2 separate regions of the Homo sapiens genome follow, and region 1 is linked to region 2. Evidence: read pairs that join two places in POLR2A ChIA-PET (ENCODE). Cell type or tissue: PC-3. All regions are shown on one strand. Each heading gives the region's core, and the rest is flanking DNA. Links, peaks and the distances in the headings are about the cores only. Region 1 has its middle 40 kb from the start of BCAR3. Region 2 overlaps BCAR3 (BCAR3 adaptor protein, NSP family member).

Region 1 (12,410 bases), core at 2,500-10,499, 64 kb before region 2:
TTTAGAGTTGATGGTTTGACCTAAAGTGTGCAGTCTGGATTAAAAGGTACCTGCCTCGTGAGTGGAGGGCAAGAGGTAATGGCCACAGATAGGCTGAAGGACTCTCCCATTACAAAATGACTGGATCCCAAATTCTTGAATAAAGTCCAGTTTTTAATACATTGCCGAGCTTACAAGAAGTATGGTGAATCCCTAAGTTCTCTCCCAGTCTTTTCTGACCCAAATTCAAGAGTTGAAACTAAACCTGGGTAAAGCAGTAAATAACCAAGAGTGAAAGTTGACCTGAGAGTAAGTGCCTATCTAGGAGCTAGTCCAGAAGAAAAAGCCTTGGGCTAGAGGTAAGGTAAGGCTGCCACATTAAATCCAGGGACCTCTTAAGGGGCTTATGTGGTTCCAAATTAATGCATCATCTGGATCTAGACAGAAGCAAATGCAAACTCCCTCTGCAGGAAAGCATCCCCACTTTAGGACCATAGTTCCACAGATTAAGACCATGACAATGCAGGCTTACAATGAAAGACTGCAAAATGCGCAAGGAAACAAAGCCACCATGTACAAGAGTCAATGGAAGGAACAGAAAACAGATTTAAAATTATTAGATAAACAAAAGCTCTGCAAGGATTTCTACAAATCAAAAAGACAACCCAAGAGAAAAGATGAAAGGAGTCATAAAACAGGCATTTCACAAAGAAAAAACACCAATGTTTGATAAACACGTAGAAAGATGCTCAGCTTCGTTAGTAAAGGAAGTACAGGCTGTTGATAAATACAAAATCAATATACAAAAATTAATTGTAGTCACCACCTGTGGGCAGAAATTTAGTGGTTTGTTTTTTTAAAAAAGATACTACTGCAAAGCAATAAAAGTAGTGTATTTCATAGAATCTAAGACACCATCAGTGATACGATGAACCACGACTTTATGCACTCTAAGAAAGGAAAAAGACTGCCAATTATAATTGCAAGATGCCATCAACTATAAGACACAATCCAGATTGTGGGCAAAAGTGTGAGAGCTATGTGGAGAAAAGTATAACTTTATCCAAAGGTACTAAAGAAGGCCTAAAAGTCAAGAAGTAATCTGAGTTCATAGACAGGAAAACTCCCTATCACAATTACATCAGCTTTCCCTAAAATAATTAATTAAAGCAGTTAAGCCAATGCAATTCCCCTCACAATCCCAACAGAATTTTTTTTGAGACACATGACAAGATAATTCCAAATTTAGGTGGGCTGTAAAGTATTAAGAATAGCTAATAGGCCAGGCACGGTGGCTCATGCCTGTAATCTTGACACTTTGGAAGGCCAAGGTGGGAGGATTGCTTGAACCCAGAAGTCTGAGACCAGCCTTGGCAACATAATGAGACCCTGTCTCTCTCTCAAAAAAAAATATATTTAAATTGGCTGGGCATGGTGGTATGCACTTGTGGTCTAAGCTACTCAGGAGGCTGAGGTGGGAGAACCGCTGGAGCCTAGGAGGTTAAGGCTGCATTGAGCTGTGTTTGCCACTGCACTCCAGCGTGGGCAACTGAGTGACACCCTGTCTCAAAAACAAAAAAACAAAAAAAAAAGCTAATAACCTCTGAAGAAGAAGAATAAGGAAGAGGGAATTTCTCTACCAGATATTATTGACTTATTATAAAGTGGTGATCAAGATAAAATGTACTGATGCCAGAATGGAAAAACTGGCCAATGGAACAGAATAGAGAGCCCAGAAATAGACCTGCCAAATATGGAATCTTGATATAAGACAGAAGTGAAGCTGCCGATTCCTGGAAAAAGAAAGGGCTAGTAAATAAGTAATGATAATTGGTGGTTAATAAGGCAAAAAATTGGATCCCTACTTCACCTCTACCCAAATATCAACTCTTAGTGGATTAATGATTTCAATGTGAAAGACAAACCTTTAAAACTTTTAGAGAGAATACTGAAGAATATCTTTATGGCTTCAGAATACAAAAAATTCATTAGACACAGAGAGCATTAATCATAAAAGATTAATAAGTTAAGCTACATTAAAATTAATATACCACAAAGAAATAGAAAAAACAAACCCCAAACTGAGAGATACACAATAGGATCAATATAGGATTTGTTTCCAGAATATGTAAAAGATTTCTACAAATCAGAAAGAAATAGACAAACAACCCAAGAGAAAAGATGAACAAGAGACATAAGCAGGCATTTCACAAAAGAAGAAACACAAATATGTGATAAATATGTGGAAAGATGCTCGGCCTCATTAGCAAAGGAAGTACAGGCAGGCTGGGCCATTTTAAGGCCCTCACAGTCCCTATGTAATGCTTATTTCTGGAAGTCTAATCTTATAATATTTCACATACCATCATGCATCCACATCCCACATGAAATTTATTCATTCAGTATATATTTTTGAGTGCCTACTGGTGCCAGGAAATATTATATGTGCTTGGGATGTATTGCTGAATAAAGGAGACGGGGTCTCTGCCTCTGTGAGCTTACACATGAGTGGGACATAGACAATGAAGAGAAGGAGGTGAACTACGTAGAAGTGTAGTGGGAAGCGACGAGTGCTGTGGGCTACGAAAGACAAAGCAGAGCAGGGTGAGGAGAAGTAGGTAAGAGGGACAGAGGCTCTTGGCTGGTGCAACTTACCCCACAGGTGCTCACAGCATTTCCCTCACTCATCAGTTCCCTTGGACCCTTCCGTCAGGCAGTTTCAAGTACTGAAACCCCTTCCTGGGGTTTCAGCTAAGAATGGTTTAGAGGGCTAATGCACTCAGAGGTCTTTATGGGTTGGTGGGTGGAAGTGGAGAGAAACCCTTGAGGACACCTCCACCAGCCCCATCCTATTCAGATACCAGTGGCAGGTCAGGGGTAGTAAGGACATTGCATCGGCTTCCCGCCATCTTCTCCAGCACCTCCCTCTCCTGTGGCCCATCCAGAGAAGGGGCCCACCTCTCCAAGGCCCACTAGATGGGACCTTTCCCAGATGAGAGTCCTTGGACACCAGGCTGGGTGGCAGGAGGGGAGCCAGGTAGCTCAGACTGGACAGCCGGTCATCCCTGTAGACACAGGCTCACAGTGCTGCAGGAAGCAGGCATTTTCTGCAGTGTGATCCTTTGATGCACCCCCTTGCACAAGAAAGAATCTACGGCAGCTTTCTGAACTCTGCAGGCACCACTTACATGTACAAATTTGGTGGCGTCTATTCCTTGGGAGTTATAACAGTCCAACAAACAAGGGCTCCTGTGTATGAAGGCCCAAAGATAGGGCTGCCCCAGCAGCAGAAACAGACCAGGAAGGCACTGCAGGCCAGTAATGGACGCAGCCTTTCGGAAGTCCATTCACAATGGGACTGGTGTGATGGTGGCCCTTTCTTTACCAATGTCCCCACCTGAGAGGCTGGACATGGACCCCCCAGCCACCAGCGCTGGCATCCTAACTCTGGGGGCCTCGGTTCCCCTCTGTGGGGCTCCCCTCTGTGGCTCCCCTTGTTTTCACTTTGGCTAAGCTGCCCAAGCACAGGCTGCAGCTCAGTGGGATTAGTGCTCAGCCCTACTTAATCACTTTGTTGCCCCCCAACCTGTTCATCAAAAGCTCCTACTGGCCTGGACAGAGGATCAGTTCATTTCTTCCAGGTCTGCAGAGACAAAGGCACTGCTATGAGGTCCCCAGAGGGAGGTGGCCAAGTGGCTTCTCTTTCATAATGGAATTCGACATCTCCTTGTAATTAGAGACCACACAGGATGGGAAAATAAGAGCAGGGTAGCCCTTCTAGCATGAAAACCCATCCGCCTTTACCAAGAGAACTGCCGAGAGGCCCTGCATTCCAGTCCCAGCTGTATAAAACTCCTGGCCTCCTTCAGTGGTTATCACAGCCTCTTTTTCCTTTGCCTGCCTCCTAGATCAAATTCAAGGTCCTGTCTCTGAGACAAGGTTCATGTCTCAGGATCATTCAGTCCTCAAGAACAACCTCCCAAGTCTTGTTGTTCCTGAGGCTCCTGTGGCAGAGAAAGACATTTAATAAAGGCATTGAGGGGGTGGAAATCAAACAAACTAAAACCAAGTGGAAAGTCAGAATCCATCCTTAAAGAAATGTGCTCTTCCCAGGAGACTCTCCCAGGGAGCTGGTGGAAAAGACTGGGCCTGAGGACCCTGGAGCGAGGAGTCAATGGAGGATGCTGAAGGTTGAGAGGGGCACAGTGCGCAGCTACAGTCATCAGCAAAAGCAGCTTCCATCGTGGTGTGGAGGGAGCAGCCAGACCATTCCAGCACATCGCTCCTTTGAATGCTGGGTGTCCACGCCCAGATGGCCTTTCCCTAAAGGAATGCAAGCCTGTCACCATGCAGGGTATCTGTTTGCCTCCATGCCAACAGGGCAGCTCGGCCAGAGGACACTGGAGTGTGTGTTTCTATTTCAAATCTCCCTGCAAACCACTTTCCTTGCTAAGATGTGTACCCCTGCTAGGAGCATCAGGTTTCCAGAAGGACCTTATTCCTGGGGCCAAGTCAGTGTTTCAGGGAAAATTGTTTTTTTCCAGCTACACCTCTGGGACTGCCTCTGGAGCTGGGGTCTATTGGTTCCTTTCTTTCTTCCAGGCATTTTGAGGTCTTGCCTGAGAGCTTAGAGGTCTGCCCAAGCCTCTAATCACGGCTGCTTCTTTGTTCTTCAGGCGGTGACCTTTACTGACATCATCTCAACCCCCATCTATTTGAATCTCCCATTCTTTTTTCCTCTTTCTGGGTTAGAGTGAAGGATTTTACTCTCAGGGGCCTAATCCTGTCGCTCTTGTGTGTGACTAATTCCCTCCCCTCCCCCTTGGCTCCTGCAAAGAGGAAGGGGCCTGTTCGCCTGACTAGAGGGTCTGCGGCCCTTGTCAGCAATCAAAGCACAAACATATTCCTCCGGGTGATTTCCTGCCCTGAGAGCCCAGCCCGGAACACAAGCCTCCTCTGTTCCCTCACAGCCCACCAGTCCCTGGGACTGGGACTTAGGCAAGAGGATTTATGATATAGAAAGTAATAAGTCACCCTTCCAACCTGGCAACGTCTCGTGTGAAAGCAAGTTGTATTGTTGTTCAGACAATGGCTCCCAGGAGGAGAAATAGCGTCCCTCAGAGCCCCACAGTCCTCTAGTGGCTGCCTGCGGCTTAGAGTGTGCAGAGGTGACCCAGCGCAGGATGGAGGCCTTAGTATCCCCAGGGCACCCCATGGACCGTGGCGGGTCAGCTGTGGCTATCTGATTTCTGAAGTTAAAAAGCACATAATTATGGTATTGTTTGACTGCCAAGAATTCTGGGTTAATCTCAGTTTTATTTTGACTGCTACCTAAAATAGTAGCCTGTCCCCAAGGACGCAGTAAAGGCCAAGAAGCCAAAAACAGAAAGGCAGGCCTGAGCTCTAGGAGGCCCTCACTCGGGAGTTCTGGAGAGGCTTATGAGTGCATGGGATCCGGTACCGGGAGCCAGGTCACCCCCAGGCCCTCCCTTCCATAGGCCTGTCCTTAGCCACCGGCCATGGCCGCCCCTCCCCCATGGGACCTGGCCGAGACTGTGGAGAGCTGCAGGATGGCCAGTCCCCACACACCCATTGTCTCCCTATGCACTCAGGACAGTCCCTGAGACAGTGTGGAGGTCTGCTTCTGTGATTTGGGGAGACAATAATAATAATAATAGTTGTCATTACTGAGCACTTGTGATGCACCAGCCACTGATCTAAGTGCTCCTGCATATGGTAACTCCTTTAGTCCTCATAGCCAGTAGGCACTCTGGCAATCTCCTAACCTGGCCAGAGCCATATGGCTAGTAGGTGGTGGAAACAGAATTCGGACCTGAGGAACCCTTGCTCCAGAGGCCACCTCCCCTACTTTGTCACATGGCCTCTCAGGAGGTGAGCAGTGGCAGAACTTAAAGGCTCAGAAAGAACAGCTCCCATTGGAATCGGTGAGAGGCATCAGTTCCTAAGTGGAGGCCACGAGAATGGGCTTGGTGAGGGGTCGTTCTCCTTCTTGGAGCACAGATAGAAGATGTGCCTCAAGCATTCTCCACCATACTTAGGTCAGCAAACATTTACCAAGGGTTCCAGTCTGTTCTAGAGGTCTCCTGGCCACTGGGGCCTGTATCTCTAGGAAAAGTTCCGTCGCATTCCCAGGAGAATAACAATACAAAGTCATGTGTGCTTAGAGAGGAATGCTTCCTGCATGCAGTCAGGGAGGGCTTCCCAGGGGAGGGGACATTTGAGTTAGATCCTAAGGGATGCCAGGATTCTTCTGGGTTGACAAAGTAGAGGTGAACTCTCTGGGCAGAGGGGACAACCTGGGCAAACCACTGCTGTATTCCTCCAGGCTCAAGATGTTGTTCTTGAGGATTCTGTTCCCAAGGATTCTGAGCCACTGGGCCCTGGGCTCCAGTCTGCAGGGCATGGCAGGAACTGAGTAACTGTCCCCTCCCAGCTACTACTAATCCCTGCCATGCTGACTTCAGAGGAACCTTTCCTACCCTTCCTTCCTGCCCCACCTAGATGCCACCCTTCCAGTCTGAGGCATCCCTGAACTTCTAAAGTGCCCAGAGCTGCCAATCTAGCCGCTACCAGTGGCCACTATTCCAGCGGTGCTCCCAGGGTCAGCCTCGCCTCAGCCAGAAGCACCTGCGGAGCTGGCTCAGGCTAGCCCTGCTGCCCGACACCCTGATGCACTCCCAACCCTGCTCCACTCCAGCCACCTCCTGCCCTGCTAATGGCAGGGCAGGCAGACACCATGAGAGCGCAGGGCCTGGGAGTTCCGGCAGCTTCTTCATTCTTCTCCCCTCCCCACAAGTGAGAAAAAGACACAAGGAAGGCCAAAGGGCCAGGCCCTCAGGCCCAGGGTGTGTAGGGGCGGGTGGGTCTGTGTTCCTCTGGCTCCGGGGAGCATCCTCCTCCTTTCTACCTTTTGTTTGTAGTTGTTCATTTATTTTAATAAAAGTGATTCTGAGTTTTTATTAGGAAAAAACAAACACACAAGGAACAAAGGCAGTAGGAGTTTTAAGTCTTGGCCTGTGGAGGAGGCAGTCGCAGCACCGGAGCATCGACCCAACTTCGGGTCTCCATCAGGCGCTGTGGTCTGGGAAGGCGAGTGGCCATGTAAGGCACCACTGTTCAGAGAGACCAGGGTCTGGAGGCAGAAGCCCCTCTACTGAATGCTCCTGCAGGCCCCTGTATCAGCAGTGAAGAAGGATACTCCAAAGTTAGGTCCTGTTTTGCCCAAGAGCACACAGCCAGGAAAGAGTGGCACCAGCCTCCAGAGTCCAGGATCTTTCTTTCTGCAGTATCTCACAATTTCAACTTGCCCTCTTTGTCTTAACACTTTTTTCTTAAAGCCTCCAGAGGAAGCCTTCATTCAGAGATGCAATGTGCAGGGGAAGCTGCACGTCCACAGAGCTGAGGCCCCAGGCAACCCAGAGCATCCTAAAACCCTGTGGAACTTCAGGGGAGAAACAGGTGGAAGGAGAGGCCTTCCCAAGGAAGTGAGGCATAGCCAGCTGGCAGCCACCACCTCATTTCTTTGAGAGCTTCACAAATCCCAGTCCCTTGCTTGACTGAGGATTTTTATAAGAAAGACCCACGGGTTTATTCTACAACATACCAGTGCCCAGGAAAATTACATGAGCCCAGAAGTTCAAGGCAATAGTGCACTATGATTGTACCTGTGAATATAGCCACCGCACTCCAGCTTGGGCAACATAATGAGATTCTGTCTCTAAAATAAAAAATTGTAAAATTCAACTTTGAGCAAATCATAAGTGAACATTCAAATCTTCATGCATCAAGGGACCCAATTCCTCTTCCCAGAAGGATCAGAGATTCTCTCTCCATCAGAATTGCCGTAAACATGAACATCATGAAACACTTGCTGATTGTCTATGTACAGGTTCAAAGGACTTCTCCACTGCAGTTCAGCATTTATCACCAGTGCTTAGCTCGTTAAACTAATTATGTGCCTGCATTTCCACATTGAAAGTTTAAATATAGAGGCTGGGCAGGGTGGCTGACACCTGTAATCCCAGCACTTTGGGAGGCCGAGGCAGGCAGATCACGAGGTCAGGAGATCGAGACCATCCTGGTTAACACAGTGAAACCCCATCTCTACTAAAAAATACAAAAAAATTAGCCGGGCGTGGTGGTGGGCGCCTGTAGTCCCAGCTACTCGGGAGGCTGAGGCAGGAGAATGATGTGAACCCGGGAGGCAGAGGTTGCAGTGAGCCAAGATTGTGCCACTGCACTCCAGCCTGGCAACAGAGTGAGACTCTGTCTCAAAAAAAAAAAAAAAAAAAAAAAAACAAGAAAGTTTAAATATAGAGACTAACTTACTCCTTTTTAATTTCTTTGTCAAAGCAAAAGCTGATGCAATAGAGGGCCCTCATACAACATGGAGCATCAACCATTTGCTAATGGCAGGGTCCCAGCTGGACCTTCCAGAGTAGTGGGCTCTATGAGAACCTGGAGATGAGAGTGGGGTTTATTTGGAGGCTTCCCTTTCACCCAGAAACGATTTTACAGGCGGAAAAAGATAAACTAATAAACCTGCAACTCTATTGGTGGTCTGGGGAGGCAAGTGGCCATGTGAGGCACCATCATCCAGGAATCCATTGACATCTTTTTGAATATACTTCAGCTGGGCGTCATGGCTCACACTTGTAATCCTAACACTTTGGGAGGCCGAGGCGGGCGGATTGCTTGAGTTCAGTAGTTCAAAACCAGCTTGGGCAACATAGGGAGACCCTGTCTCTAAAAAAAAAAAAAATACAAAAATTAGCTGAGTGTGGTGGTGCATGCCTGTAGTCCCAGCTACATGGGAGGCTGAAATGGGAGGATTGCTTGAGCCTGGGAGGTTGAGGCTGCAGTGAGCCGAGATCATGCTACCACACTCCAGCATGGGGTAACAGAGCCAAACCCCGTCTCAAAAAAAAAAAAAAAAAAAAAAAAGAAAAACAATGTAGTTCAGATGGTTGTGAAAATTAGACAGCATTTACTTTATGGCCAAGCATCCTGGAGGGACTTTACATTAGTTCACTTAATCTTCATGACAGCCCTTTAATGTAGCTATCATCTCCATTTTATAGTTGAGGAAATTGAGGCCCAGAGGTGTGAAGTAGTGCATGTAAGGCCACAGCTAGGATATGGCAGAGCCAGTAGTTAAGCCTGACCCCAGAATCCCTGCCCTTCTCCCATCATACTGCTGTGTCCTGGCCCAGCATCGCTCCTCACACTGCAGCCTCCCTCTGCACCACATGCCAGCGCTTTCTCACCCTGCTGCATTAGTACGCATTCTACCTTCATCTTTGGGGTCTAGTGGTTTCAGTCTTTCTAGGGAGAGTCTGATCATATGTATCAAAGTTTAGAAAACTACTTCTATCTTCCTTCATTTTCTACCTGCCCAAATTCCATTTATTTTACCAGACTCAGGCCAAATGACATGTCCTTTGTCATGAAACTTCTCCTCATCCTCTGATTGGAATTCAACATCTGCTACAAGAATGCAGGAGTATGTTTAAATTTATTATTTTATTTTAAGAGCTGTGAACGCAGGAAGTTTCCAGAGAAAGTCTTTAGACACTTGGAAATATTAAATGTGACAAACAGAACCAAGTAACAACCAAGTGAAGTGAACTTTAGGCTTCCCTGTCTTTTTAGAGTAATCTGCAAATGAACAGACAAAAAGTTCAACCCTCTGCCACCATAAATAAAAGAGATTTGCAATTGCTTTGATTTTGTTTTTAATATTAAGCTTAGACCCCTCCAAAAACGCAGGCCACACTCTCAGACTCTTACGCAATTTTCCACAATGAGCAGCCCCAATAACAACCCTGCAAAGGAAACCATCCTGTCACCTGAAGACAGGAATCTGGTTGCGCACAGTTCTCTTATCTCCAATTCTTTTTTTTTTTTTTTTTTGAGGTGGAGTCTCGTGCAGGCTGGAGTACAGCGGCACGATCTCGGCTCACTGCAACCTCCACCTCCCTGGTTCAAGCAATTCCACTACCTCAGCTTCCTGAGTAGCTGAGATTACAGGCACATGCCACCATGCCCAGCTAATTTTTTTTGTATTTTTAGTAGAGATGGGGTTTCACCATGTTGGCCAGGATGGTCTCAAACTCCTGACCTCAGGCAATCCGCCTACCTCGACCTCCCAAAGTGCTGGGATTACAGGCGTGAGCCACTGCGCCCAGCCTCTTATCTCCAATTCTTACTTCCATGTAGCCCTTGGCCTAAATGCAAAATCAACTAACTTTTGCTGCTTAAAAAACTGCCCCCAAATTTAGTTGTTCAAGGCAACAACAATTTATTTAATTCACAATTACAAACTCAGCAATTTTGGCTGGGCTCAGCTGGGCCTCCTTCTGGGCTGGGCTGGGTTCACTCATGTGTCTGTGATCAAGTAGCAGGTTGGCTGGGGACTGGTTGATCTGGGGTTACTCAGCTAGGATGACTCATCTCTGCTCCATGAGGTCTCTCATCCTTCAGCAGCCTAGCCTGGCCTTATTCACATGGCAGCAGCACAGATCTAAGAGTATAAGTAGATACTGTGCGGTTTCTTGAGTTCTAGCTAAGAACCTCTACAACCTTGTAACCTCTGCGTTCTGTTCATCAAAAGGCCAGCCCACATTCAAGGAGTAGAGAAATTGATTCCACCTGTTGATAGAACTGCAAAGTGTTGTGGCCTCAGTCTGTATCTACCGAGCCCATCTACAGCTTCACCACTCGTGCACCTGCATCTCCCTGCCTGAGTGCATGCTCTGCTCCTGAGAGCATGTCCATCTCCTGCATAAAGCAGACTAGAAGATCAGAGTGGATGCCCTCCAGTCAGCCCTCAGCCAATGAGGAGGGGAGCTAATGGACAAATCCCACAAGTTCCTTTCCCTTAGATAATTTCAAGGTGTGTTCTACACAGATTCTCCAAGGCGCTGTGGGAGATTGAACCCAAGTTTCCTATGGTGGTCACCTGCTCATGAGGCACCCTTTCTCGGCATTCCTCTTGGTTGTCTCAACGTCCCCTCTACCTTACCACACTCTGGGGATCAGCTCCCTCAAGTGATCTTGCAGTACTTGAAACCAAATCCTTTTAGGGCCTGGTTTTGGGGAAATCTATGCTAAGACAGAGAGATAAGAGTCAGATCACCCTTGATCTCACAGGCCAAGCTAATGAGTTTGAATTTATCTTGTAGGTGATTGAGCTTCAGTGGGTTTTGAGCAGAGAAATTGGTGTTTTACAAACAATATTAGTGGCAAAGTAGAAACTAATAATACCCAGTTCCGCTGACTTCAGGCCAGTGCTGTGACATCAACTGTATGCTATTGCTATTTTAGGCTTTGGATGTGAGAATATGCAGATCTTCTTTTAAAGTTCATTTATTTTTGAATAAGTAATACATACACATGGTGCAAAATTAGAAAAGTGCAAAAGATCTTTTGTTAGAATCATTTTTCAACACCAAAGGAGCATTTAAATAGCCATTGTGTTTTTAGAGTGTGTTAAGACATAGGGAGCTAGCTCTTGGCTCCTTCTGAGACCACTCACTCCTGGTGGCATCTTGCACTCTCACTCCTGCAAACTGTTCTGGGCCCTTCCAACACCCTGCAGCTCGCAAACCTCTGCTGGAAGGGCAGGGGAGAGACGCTGACATTTGTGGCCCAAAGTAAACTTGGCAGGGTTGGTGGATGCCATCCTTGCTCCCTGTCACCACAAATAATTGCAAGCTGGCTGAGCGCTACTCAAACGCATTAAGGTTTGTGGCTTGTTCTGACAGAAATTGAAAAAGGGCAACGTCAAGGCCAAGCCTACAGCTTTTATCTCGGTTAGCTGGGGAGAGGAAGAGATAATGATTCACAACACTCCAGGTCTTCACATTTCTCCTGAAGAGCCACCATCTGTCTATAACGTGAGGGAAGAAGTGCTGTCAGGTTAATTGCCTTGCGTCAGCCAAACCGTCTGCATTTATTTAAATCAAGTCAAGTCCATAAATAGTTTCGAGTGTCTGCTGTGGGCCAGCTCTGAGCTCAGCTCTCTGGGGTACTCAAGTAAGTGTGAGCCACCAGCTCTGGCACCCTAAGAGGCAGGCTGGTGATTTGGCAGTTCTGGTAGCTTAGAACCAGGCATGTTCAGTAAGAATCCCAGCCCCATCATCAATCAGCTGAGAGATCTTGGGCAGCTGAGTTGATCTCTCCAGAACCTCCTTTTCCTCACCTTTAAAATGGTCCTGCCTACTGCAAAGGGGTAGATGAAAATCTCCAAGGCAATCTTTGTTTCTGTCATCTTTCCTAGGAACTTACAACCTTTCCAGGGAAAAAAGACAATTTTACTTTGTGAAAAGTTAAGAAAACATTTCTAAAAGATAATTAACTGTTCAAAACAAAAAAAGAAACAAGAAAAGAAAGTAGGTAAACACAAGGGG
Region 2 (12,410 bases), core at 2,097-10,096:
GTAACAAAAGGGCTTTCAGAAGTTATGTTTGGAACAATAAGACCAAAGAGAGGGGCTTGTGAGAGAAACCAAACTGCTAAGCTTCTGTTCAGCTTGCATTTTTTTCCATCAAGAAATGACTTCTCTGACTGGAAAGGGTAGGATAAATGTGAAGCAAGAATCGCTGGCCTGGAGTAGATGAGGCCATGACAAGAGACTCTAATGCCACCCGATAAGGTGAAGCCCCAAAGTCCAAGAAGACTGAGGGAGTGTGAGACTGAGATCATCAAATCATGTGATGTTGGAGGAATAATGGAGTAACAAGAACTACAGGAAGGATGCAGGTGGATACATAGTTTAATTTTTAAAAAAGGATTTAGAGAGAGAAAAGCTACAAAATGATAAGCTTGACATCGATCTCAGGAAATATTCTATTATAAAGTGGATTATCAAGACAACGATTTTTGAATACTTGATAAAGGAAGCAGTCATCGTTAGTAGCTATCAGGGCTTTGCTAAAAGCCAGTCATACCAGATTAACTTTAGTTCCTGGGGTTACTTGGTTGGAAGCTTAGAAGAATGTTGAGAAGGCATGCATGCAAATCAGTCACTGGTGCTATCCGTGGGGTGAGGAAAATTCAGGCTAGATGATAATACAGGAAGCACGCTGGAGGCTGTGTCCCCTGTTTTCATCAGTTAAAAAAATCTTCTAGACAATAATATTGGCATACAGATCACATACATGAATGACAAATCTAGGGGAATTGTTAATAGGTCAGAGCAACAGAAATGAGATTTTTTTTTAAAAAAAAAGAGATCTTGGTATTTTGAAACAGCAAACCAAACCTAGTTGAATACAACTTGAGAGGGAGAAAGAAAGACTAGCACCAGAGTCCAAAACCATTCATTACAAATGAAAGTATGGGGTTTGGCTAAACAGCCACACACGAAAAATATTTCAAGATCTGGAGAACTGCAGCCTCAGAATGAGTCAGCAGCATGCTATGGCTGTTAAAGAAGCTCCCGTGATTTTCAGGAGCATTAACTAAAGTTAATATTCTGACCATCGGAGTTGGTCACACATGGCTGCCCAAATCATACCTGGTGAATTGTTTTTAACTCTAGACATCAGAAATGGAAGGTGAATCTGCCCCTGACTGCAGAGCAGTGAGCTTCTGTTTAGACCTCTCCTGCTTTGAAGCACTTCTATTGCTTTAATCATGAAGTATCCCTAACATTCTTCTGTATTCGTGAAAAGGAATTTCTCGCATCACGTGTTAACCCTGGGTGCAGAATATAAAATGAGTGTCAGCCTTAATCCTGCTAACTGCTAGTAAAACATACTTTAACAAATAAGATCAATGGGTATGTTTTAAGATGTGGAAGACTGAATCTCTTCTCATTTATTTTGCAAGGGGATGAAACAAAAATATTTAAGCGCACATCTAGAAGTTTTATAGTTCTCTGTTTAAAGCTACATTGGGGCTGGGCGCAGTGGCTAACACCTGTAATCCCAACACTTTGGGAGGCCAAGGTGGGTGGATCACCTGAGGTCAGGAGTTCGAGACCAGCCTGACCAACAGGGTGAAACCCCGTCTCTATTAAATACAAAAAAATTTAGCCGGGTGTGGTGATACATGCCTGTAATCCCAGCTACTTGGGAGGCAGAGGCAGGAGAATCTCTGGAGCTCGGGAGGCAGAGGTTGCAGTGAGCGGAGATTGCACCATTGTAATCCAGCCTGGGGCAACAGAGCGAAACTTCGTCTCAAAAAAAAAAAAAAGCTACACTGGGCCAGGTATGGTGGCTCACCCCTGTAATGCCAGCATTTTGAGAGGCCAAGGCTGGCAGATCACTTGAGGTCAGGAGTTCGAGACCAGCCTGGTCAACATGGTGAAACCCATACCGTCTCTACTAAAAATACAAAAATTTGTAGGCCGGGTGCAGTGGCTTACACCTGTAATCCCAGCACTTTGGGAGGCTGAGGTGGGTGGATCACCTGAGGTTGGGAGTTCAAGACCAACCTGACCAACATGAAGAAACCCCGTCTCTACTAAAACTATAAAATTAGCAGGGCGTGGTGGCGCATCCCTGTAATCCCACCTACTCGGGAGGCTGAGGCAGGAGAATCACTTGAACCCGGGAGGCGGAGGTTGTGGTGAGCGGAGATCATGCCATTGCACTCCAGCCTGGGCAACAAGAGCAAAACTCCATCTCAAAAAAAAAGAAATTAGCCAGGCATGGTGGCGGGTGCCTGTAATCCCAGCTATTTGGGAGGCTGAGGCAGGAGAATCACTTGAACCCGGGAGGTGGAGGTTGTAGTGAGCCAAGATCGTGCAATTGCACTCCAGCCTGGGCAACAAGAGTGAAACTCCGTCTAAAAAAAAAGAAATTATCCAGGCATGGTGGCGGGCGCCTGTAATCCCAGCTACTTGGGAGGCTGAGGCAGGAGAATCGCTTGAACCTGGGTGGCAGAGGTTGCAGTAAGTCAAGATCGTGCCATTGCACTCTGGGCTGGGCAACATTGCGAGACTCTGTATCAAACAAACAAACAAATAAATAAGCAAGCTAGCTACATTGCTTTTAAATTTAGCAAAGGCTATATGCACAATATTCCCCTGCCTGCAGTAAGAAAGTAACTCTTTATTGGGACCTTAATATGATTCCCAACATCAGTAAATAACCTGCTAATCTAAGCACACACTAGCTGATATTTTTCCAAAAATGTCATTTCTGCACTCACCAGGCGTGTCCCATTTTAAGCCTGTTTGTTTTCTCTTTTTCCTGGTAAACAGATAGAAATGGCCCTATGGTAAACTCTGTCTGTTCTCTTGGTTATCTCCCTGATTAAGTTTCTCCCTGGTATTTTAAACATGTTCAGAGAGATTCATTTTCAACAAGATCAGCCAGCCTCTCACAGTATCACTTTGAAAACATCTGGTCTCATTGGGGCTGGGGAGCCAGGCGCTGCTCTGGCAGCAGTGCTGTTCTGTTGCTGAGGGAGTTCTGTCTGAGGCCATCACAGTTCGGTCGCTGGCCTGTGGCTAAATTATCTCCTTAATGAGGGGGCCTGTCAATCCAAGAACAACATTTCTCTCTTGTTCCCTCTCTCCTTCCAATGTTTTATTCCCTTAGTGAACTCATAGAGTGTAGTGGGAGGAAGGTCTAGGTCTTCCGCGTATTAGAGAAAACACACACACACACACACACACACACACACGTTCATTTATTCAAACCAACATACATGGAGCAACTGCACGGGAGGTACAAAGGTGAATACAGTGTGGTCCCTGTTCTTAGTGAGCTCATAGTCCAGTAAGGGACATAGACGGGAATACACATGGTATATCGAATTGTAATTGTTTGTCATCACAAAGTTTTATAATTCATAGGAAAGGAGCACTGAGGAGATGTCACTGATTGTATGAGTTGTGTGTGTGGGTGGGGGTGGGAACGTGTGGTCAGAGAAGCCAGGGATGAATGAGAAGAGGATGGGGACCCCAGGCCTATTGATACAGGTAATTCCAAGTAGTTAAATTTGCTGGAGTGTAAGGAGCAAGGTGAGGAGATTAGGCTGGTGAGTTGGGCAAGACCTTAGAACCGTGATTGTCATCTAAAAAATATAAAATGAGAATGCTAGACTGTCCCATGTAATAACCTTATCTAATAGAACATTATTATACTTATATATGTAACCATATATATAATATATATTTCTATTATAGTAGAAGGAATATTGTCCAGTAGATGCAAAATCTTCATAGACTTAAAGCCGGTTGCTGGCCAGGCATGGTGTCTCATGCCTATAATCTCAGCATTTTGGGAGGCTGAGCAGGGAGGATTGCTTGAGCCCAGGGGTTTGAGAACAGCCTGGACAACATAGCAAGACCCCATCTCTACAAAAAAATAAAAAATAAAAAAATTAGCCAGGCATGGTGGCATGCGATTGTAGTCTCAGCTACTCAGGAGGCTGAGTCAGGAGGATTGATTTATTTAACCCCATTAGGTCGAGGCTGCAGTGAACCAATGTTGCACCACTGCACTCCAGCCTGGGCAACAGCAAGGCCCTGTCTCAACAACAACAAAAAACCTGTTGCTATCTCTGTTTCCCCTATCCCTTCATTCCCTCTTATCCCCAGCTAAGATTTTGAGATGTTGCTGAAGCTTCATGCTGGAGAACAAGGGGTGAAGCCTCTGGATTCTAAGGCCATATACACATGCAAATGAGCGGAAGCCCCCAGTTTGCCTGTGGAGGGCACACTGTCTCCCAGTTGTGTAGTTCACCTTTCCTGATTGTGTGACATACCCTGGTGCATGGGTTGGTTAAATGGTAGACTAGTGGACTCCAAGGCTGAGGTGTTTGTTCCTCATGGGCCCCACTGCTTCTGGTAAACAGAGAGGTTCAGCCTACTGGCTACACTCATCTTAAATCTTGTTGTGTTACATTGTAATTAAGTGTTCTAGGAATGAGTTCATTCAGGATGAATAAACACCAGCAAAGCAAGAACTCCATCCAAGACATGTAAGCCTTCTAGTCCCTGCCCTCAGTAAGTTCTAAATCTAAGGTTTTTGCATAGCGCTTTTATATCCAAGAAACTTGCTCAACTTTCTTTTTTGTTTTTGAGACAGGGTCTCACTCTGTCGCCCAGGCTGGAGTGCAGTGGTGCCATCTCGGCTCACTGCAACCTCCACCTCCAGGGTTCAAACAATTCTCTCATCTCAGCCTCCAGAGTAGCTGAGACTATAGGAGTGTGCCACCATGCCCAGCTAATTTTTGTATTTTTTTTTTTGTAGAGACGGGGTCTCACCATGTTGCCCAGACTGGTCTTGAACTCTGCTCAACTCTCTTAGTAGCTCTGCATAGATTCTTTGTGTGTTCTATGCAGACAGTCATCATTTGTGACTCATTACTGTTTTGAATCATTACAACCAGTTTTGTTCTTTCTTTTCCAGTCCTGATACCTTTTATTTCTTTTACTTTATTTAACTGTACTGGCTAAGACCTCCAGGACAATGTTGAAAAGAAGCAGTAACGGACTGGGCGCGGTGGCTCAAGCCTGTAATCCTAGCACTTTGGGAGGCCGAGGCGGGCGGATCACGAGGTCAGGAGATTGAGACCATCCTGGCCAACATGGTGAAACCCCATCTGTACTAAAAATACAAAAATTAGCTGGGCGTGGTGGTGGGCACCTGTAATCCCAGCTACTCGGGAGGCTGAGCCAGGAGAATGGCTCGAACCCAGGAGGCGGAGGTTACAGTGAGCCAGGATCATGCCACTGCACTCCTGGTGACAGAGGAAGACTGTCTAAAAAAAAAAAAAAAAGAAGCAGTAACAAGCGACATGCTGTCTTGTTTCTGACTGATTGATTTTAGTGATGCTTCTAATACTTCACCATCTAGAATGACACTTGCTGAGGTTTTTGGCAGATACCCTTTTCAGGTTGAAGCAATTCTCTTGCATGTCCAGTTCATTAAGCTTTTTTAATTCCAGACATTATGAAAAGGTGAGGATTATTTTTTCTTTTTCTTTTCATTTTTTTTTTTTGTGGGCCATACATCAGACTTAAAGGATTCTTTTAATGCTTTTTTCATCAATTCAATGTTCAAAATTATTTTTCTCTTTTAATCTGTGAATGTGGTAAATTGTATTAACAGGTTTTCTCATGTTAAACTGTATATGCCTGGAATAAACTTTATTTGATTATGATATATATTTTATACATTCTTGGATTTGGTTTGTCAATACTTTTTTAGGATTTGTTCATACCTACTCATGTGATATTAGCCTATGCTTTTCTTTTACTGACTTTGTCTGTTTTTGGTATCAAAGTTATAATGCCCTCTTTTTTGTCTCTGGAAGAGTTCATATAATTTTCAAGTAATAAATAATTCCAAAGTTTGGAAGAATTTGCTATATAGTAAAACTATATAGGCCTGATATTTTCTTTGTGGGAAGATATTGAACTACTTCTTCAGGTTTTTTTAAATGTTTATAGGATTATTTTGATTTTCTGTTTCAGGGAACCAAAAAAGAAACCTATTGTCTCTACACAAATGCTGATGGGAAAAAATAATGGCAATAATTTTTCTCCTAAGAATCCATAACCACGGGTCAAGTCTTTATGTTGGTTGGGAATTCAAATTCCTATTACCTGCTTTCAGATAAATCCAAAATAGAGAAATCAAAGTGTCTGGGTTGGCAGTGCCCACTAGTAACGAAACAATGCAAATCTTTTTTGGATGAAAACTTGCTCAACAGAATGCTACTCAGGTTATCCACAAATTTGGCTGAATGTAAATTCCCTTTCAGAAACAACCATACACACTGGAAAAGAAGCCCCAAAGAGTGAAAGTCAGCAGAAATAACAATAGCCTGAGACCCACAAAGACTTTAGATATTAGAGGCCGGGTGCAGTGGCTCATATCTGTAATCCTACCACTTTGAGAGGCTGAGGCAAGAGGCTCAACATAGCGAGACCCTGTCTCTGCAAAAGATTAAAAAATTAGCTGGGTGTGGTGGTACATGCCTGTAGTCCTAGCTATTCAGGAGGCTGCAGCAGGAAGATCGTTTAAGCCCAGGAGGTCGAGACTGCAGTGAGCTATGACTGTGCACTGTACTTTAGCCTGGGTGACAAGTGAGATAGTCTCAAAAAAAAAAAAAAAGACTTCAGATATTGGAATATCAGATACAGGCTATAAAATAACGATGTATGGTACATTTTTTTTTAAAAAGATAAAATCATAAGTGGTCTCAGAATAAACAGGAAAATATAAAAAGAACCTACTATAATTTCTAGAAATAAAAAACTATAATCAATAAAAATATAAAACCCAATGGCTAGGTTAAATAATAAATTAGATATGACTGGAGAAAATACTTATGAATTAAAGACAGAAAGTAATCACACAGAACATAGCACAGAGAGAAAAGGCAATGGAAAGTATGAAAGAGACACTGAAGGAGAAGGAAAAGCCCCAAGTACATTTAACCAGAGCTCTAGAAGGAGAAAATTGAGAGAAAGGAAAAAGCAATGGTCAAATTTTAAATAATAATGAGAAATGGTAAATCTTCACCTAGACACATTGCAATAAAACTAGACCACCAAAGACAATGAAAAGATCTCAAAAGCAGTCAAAGGGCAAAGAAAGCACAGTAACAATTAGACTGATAGCAGATTTTCATCGGCCAAAAGGGAAGATGAGGCACTTAAAATTTTGTGCCTATCAAAACTATTAAGAACAAGGGTGAATACAGAGACTCCTAGACAAATGAAAACAGAGAATGTCCTGCACGAAGAAGGAAAAGGATGCCAAAAGGAAAGCCTAAGATCTAAAAATGCATTCTTAACTAGTGTCTGCACAGCTCCCTTGTTTTGTTGTTCTCTGCTTTTCCTTCATGGGTTGACTATTTTTGTTGGTCTGAAGGGATCCCTTAAATGTTTGTCATGTTTCATTGTACTTTTTGGGAAAGATTTATGTGTCCATAATTTGAAGGATGTGAAAGACTCTCCTAAAAGAGCTGATTTACCAGTTGAGAGGGAAGGAGAGCTTATTTGCTATTCAGTAGTTGTGTGGCAGCAGTCATATGTGCACTGATAGCCACAGAAGTAAGTAGTAATGAAGAGAATTCTTATTTATTCAGATCCCAGTGGTCTTGAAAGTTAGTATAGTATAGTGCTTGGAGGCAAAGGTATTTGCTAATTCATTGTTAACAAATGGATTGAGTGCCTGCCATGTGCCAGGCATGATCTACTTAGTTTCCTTGGAAAGAATTCTGTGGGTGTCCTTACCTCTCTCTTCCCTTTCACTCACCAAAGCCAGTCATTTATCAAGAGCTATCTATTCTTGGAAAAATTTCTTAAATCTGTACACCATCCCCCCACCTCCCACACTCTAGTTCAAGTCTCATCATCATCTCTCATCCAGATGATGCCAACATCCTCTTCTTTGGGCTTTCTGAGTCTATCTTGCCCTCCAGCTAATCTGATTTCCATGCTGCTGCAGGGGGACTTTTCAAAAACACAAATCTCTGGTTATTTTCCAGCTTAAGATCCTTCAATAAATCCCATTGCTATCATGATAAAGTCTAAGCATGTTTGTGTGGCATCCAAGCCCCTTGTGACCTGGCCCTGCCTCCTCTCCAGCCTCAGCTCCCAGCCCCTTACTGTTCCTGCTGCTGCCCCGAACGCTGCGCTTAGGTTTATTGTTCTCTTACTCAAGAATCCAGCAAATGCTCACTGGGCAACTGCCATGTGCAAAGCACTGAGGGTACCAAGGTGAGTAAACTGGACAAAGCCTCACCCTTGGAGGGTTGTATTCCAGGGGAAAGATAGACCCTGAGCAAACAGACATTTACTATAATATCAGGTATGATGGAAAAAAATAAAGCCAGATTAGCAGATAGAGGGGAGTGGTGGGGCAAATCTAAATAGGCTAGGTAAGGAAGGTCTCTCGGAGGAGGTGGTGTGTGAACAGAGACCTGAATGGTGGGAGGGAGCAAGCCCCTGAGTATCTGGGGATGAATATTCTGGGCAAAAGAGTAGTCAGTACCAAGGCACTGAAGCAGAGGCAGGCTTGGCATGTCTGAGCAACAGGAAGAAAAAGTCAGTATGTGACTGAGATGGAAGAGTGGAATAGACAATGAGCATGTTCATTTTTCTTTGCTGTGTAACAAAAACTTGGCGACTTCATACCCATTCATTACCTCACGGTTTCTGTAGGTCAGAAGTCTGGCTTAGCTCAGCTGAGGTCTCAGTTCAGGGTGTCCCACTTAGGATGTCAGCTCTGGGGAAGAATCTGCTCCCACACTCATTCAGGTTATTGGCAGAATTCAGTTCCTTGCGGTTGTAGGACTGAAGTCTCTGTTTCCTGGCTGTCGGTGGTGAGGGCAGCTCCCATCTCCTGGAGACCACTTGCAGTTCTGTGCCATAGGCCTTCTCATAACACTGCACCAGCGGCAGGGTCCCTCACATCAGATCCCCGTCATACTTCATGTCAGGCCCACCTGGGTGATCACTGTCTCGTAACATCAACTGACTTCAGCCCTTAATTCCATCTACAAAATCCCTGTGCAGCAGCACTAATCTAAACACCAGACTAATTTTTGACTGAGTAGCTAGGGGATAGGAATTTTGGGGGGCTGTCTTAGGAATTCTGCCTGCCACCATGAAGTTGGACTGGTGGCTGGGGTCAGGCCAACCAGGCTCATAGGGCATGGTGAGGACTTGAGGGTTTTGTTCTGATGAGGTGGGAGCAGCCTGAGTAAGGACCATCGTGGCTCTGGGTAGAGAGCAAATTGTGGAGCTGGCGAGATGCAGAAGGTATTGCAGGTGTCCAGCGGGAGATGATGGTGGCCTGCGCTCAGGTGGCATTGACTCCTGAACAGCTTGCAGTCCCCCAAATGTACCATGTTGCCTTGTGTCCCTATATCTTTGCACATGCTTCTCCTGTTGCCTGGAGCATTTCGCATCACCACCTACCCCATGTGGGGCTTCTTCACTGAAACAAGTCCCCACTGAGTGCTCCAAACCTAGCTCAGATGCTGCCTGGAGGCCTCTCCACAGTGTTTCCCACCCACTGGCACCTTCTCGCCAACCTGAGCTTTGTTGGGTCTGTTAAGCTGTCTTCCGCCCTGTGCTGTAACCTCTCTGGAGTCAGGGGCTTTGTGTTTGGTTCCTGTGTTTCCATTGTCTAGCCTAGTGCATGGCATATTATAGATGCTTGATGATGTTTGTGGGCTGAATACAAGAACTATGGGAGATGACTGGGCGTAAAGTAGACATGTTACGACTGTTGGAAAGCTCACCCTGTAGAGGGAAAGAGCATATATAAAAAAATATACAATACAGTGAACTGGAATACAGACACCATGCCAAGTGCACACAGGAGGTGTGCCACCTCTACAGATTGCTAGTGTGCGTGGAGCTTAAAGGGAGCCTTTATCCTACTCAGTCTGCAGTAGTTGGCGCTAGCTTTTCACATTCCTCCATTGCATGAAATATTGATAGTATTGCAAACAATTCCATTTTGTTATATCTAAAAACATTTGTTTGGCAATACTCTTAGCCATTAATTTATTCAATAATTAAAGAAGTAAACAGTCATTCATTTAAAACATTCTATAACTTAAGACTGACAAGTAACCTTCCTTCCCTATCTGTATTTCAACTACTTGGAAAAGAAGGTCTGTACTAGTGAAATTTTGCTGAAGAGTAGGACCTCTTAATTCAAAATAACAAACACTTACAGATCAAGTGTCCTTTTAAGAGGGAGGAAATTGTCAATCTGGTTACTAATGAGAAACAAACTAAAATAGTAAGAATATCATTTCTGCGACTCAACTAAACATTTCTAAAGTTTGAACTTTAAAAAGTGGGATGCTGGAAAGAATGATTTAACCAGAGTAGACACAGTGATGTTATTTAAAACTTCATAAGCTTAAAAGCAAAATAATGAGGGAGTCCAGTTTCACCCTGCTGGCTTCCCTGTTGGCCATTCACAGTGGGGCAGCGTGCCTGCCAGGAGGGGCCGAGGTGCCTGCCAGACCCTCCGTTGCAAGTAGAGATGCACCCACCATGGAATCACAGGGTGAGGACTCATAATTGGCATAAGCCAAAAAAAATTATAAAAAAAAAAAACCTTTTCATTTATATCGCCAAGTTTCTCTGTTTGTTTTCTAGTGATCTGTCTTAGAGAATAGAAATCTGTGGTGCAAGAACTGTTTGCTGTACAGTCTTGTGTAAATAATTGGATATTCTATTTCCAATTAGAGGCTCGGTCTATAGGGCCAACTGTGATGTTTTCTAGCTCCCTGGAAAGGGTGTCTGGGTGTGGAGAATGTCTTCTTTTTGGTTAGCAGCGATTGGGTGGCTGGCTGGGAAAGAAGTAGACACAGCATTTCTGCATTTAAATATAATTTTAATTTGGTTCAGATTTTTTAAAGCTTTTGGATTTGTAATGCATTAACTTGGTTTTATGATACTGTCCTTGTATTCTTTCCCATGCTTCTCTAAAAAGGGTGAGGAGAATAAGCAGATCCAGGACCCCTTGGAGCCCTGTAACTAGAATCTGAGAACACTTGAACTCCTGTTTGCTTTCAGAACAGAATGAACAAGGCTCCCGTAGCAGGCCTTGCTGGGTTCACCTGGGAGCAGCACTAAGAGGGAACTTTAGTCTTATCCTTTTCTCGGCTCTCAAGGCGTTTTAGATGAAGAAAAGCAGAATAATTTCATGGGAAGTGCCAAATACCCCCTCAGAAGTTCTCTGGGTAGTTTGCCTAACTTTTTTTGGCCTCACTGCCAGAGAGCACCGCTGGTTTGTCTGTGTGTGGCCGCATGGGCTAACATGTTGACATGGGGAACCCGGTGTGGATGCTTCCACAGGCCTGATGAGATCAGTGCTGACACGGGCTTGGGAGGCATCCTAAATGTGATGCCGCTTCTCTTGGCTTCCCTTTTATAAAAGGGGGAGGGGAAGGGAGTGTAGGGTAGGGGTAAGGCCAGAGTGGGAGAGTTACCTGGCAACTTCTCTGTGCCTTTTTGTAGCCTCAGTGTTGAATGGTCAACTGTACATCTAATCGACTTCTTTAACCATTACTCCTGAGAGCCTCTAACTTGCTGGCCATTGTACCAGGACATACAGTCTAATGTAGTCCACATCTGGTTCAAACCTCAGACTCCTCTTCCTAGCTGAGTCTCCTCTGTTTTGTGGTCTGTAAGTTGAGGATAGTACCCCTTTCTTCACAGGATTATAAAAATTAAATCTTCTAATTTATGTAAATCACTAGCACAAAGTAAATGCTCAATAAATGTTTTCTTGTTTCCTAAGATAGATACAGTCTCTGCTCTCACATGCTAGCTTTTTCCAACAGTCTGGACAGAGGACCATCCAGCTTCCCATCTGCCAGATGACCATGGACCTTCACACCCATCTTGGAAGGCAGTTCATCCCATTTTCAGATGGTGTAGTTTTTGGAAAGTACTTCCTTAAGTGAGGTGAAAATCTTCCTCCCCGTAGGTCCCTCTGGCTGTGCCTAAACGGAATATTTGCTCCTTCTTCCATACAGAAGTCCTAAGCTGTTACTGACAAGCAGCCTGTGTCTACCTTCTCCCCAAGCCCACTCTCACCCAAGCTAAATGTTCCTCTTCCTTTTGGTTCTTCCCATGTTATGTGGCTTCAGTACCTTCTCTCTCTACCTGGTTGCTGGTTTTCTGGACCTGTCCTGGGGAGCCAGTGTTCTATTTATTCCTGTTTTATTTACTTTTAGGGTATAAGTGAATATTCCAGATGTGCTCTGACAAATGGCTCCTACCTCCTTTCATTCATGGTTTTTAATCTTCTGTCAATGTAGCCTAACATCCCACTGGCATCTATGATAACTGTATCCTGCTATTTCACAATTAAACTTGGTCAATCAGATTTCACATCTTTCCCA

What was found. ChIA-PET counts read pairs that join two places held together with the same protein. Peaks named below come from ENCODE experiments on the same cell type or tissue, not always from the same donor. Only the 100,000 strongest peaks of a DNase experiment are listed, where the experiment ranks them.
Region 1: POLR2A ChIA-PET joins it to region 2 with 10 read pairs; 7 of 35 experiments call an interaction of 5 or more read pairs at or near these places.

The regions. Positions count from the first base shown.
Region 1 is chr1:93,715,222-93,727,631 of GRCh38, reverse strand. It overlaps a transcript of BCAR3 not described here. Among named protein-coding and RNA genes, the nearest start is that of BCAR3, 40 kb to the right of the region's middle. RefSeq lists enhancers at 10,303-10,422, 10,433-10,502. In PC-3, for the core only: no CTCF peak of the experiment used is centred there; DNase peaks (open chromatin) are centred at 6,441 and 10,431; H3K27ac peaks cover 3,960 bases.
Region 2 is chr1:93,650,841-93,663,250 of GRCh38, reverse strand. All of the region lies in intron 2 of BCAR3 (BCAR3 adaptor protein, NSP family member), which reads left to right. Among named protein-coding and RNA genes, the nearest start is that of BCAR3, 25 kb to the left of the region's middle. RefSeq lists an enhancer at 167-1,366. In PC-3, for the core only: no CTCF peak of the experiment used is centred there; no DNase peak of the experiment used is centred there; H3K27ac peaks cover 1,561 bases.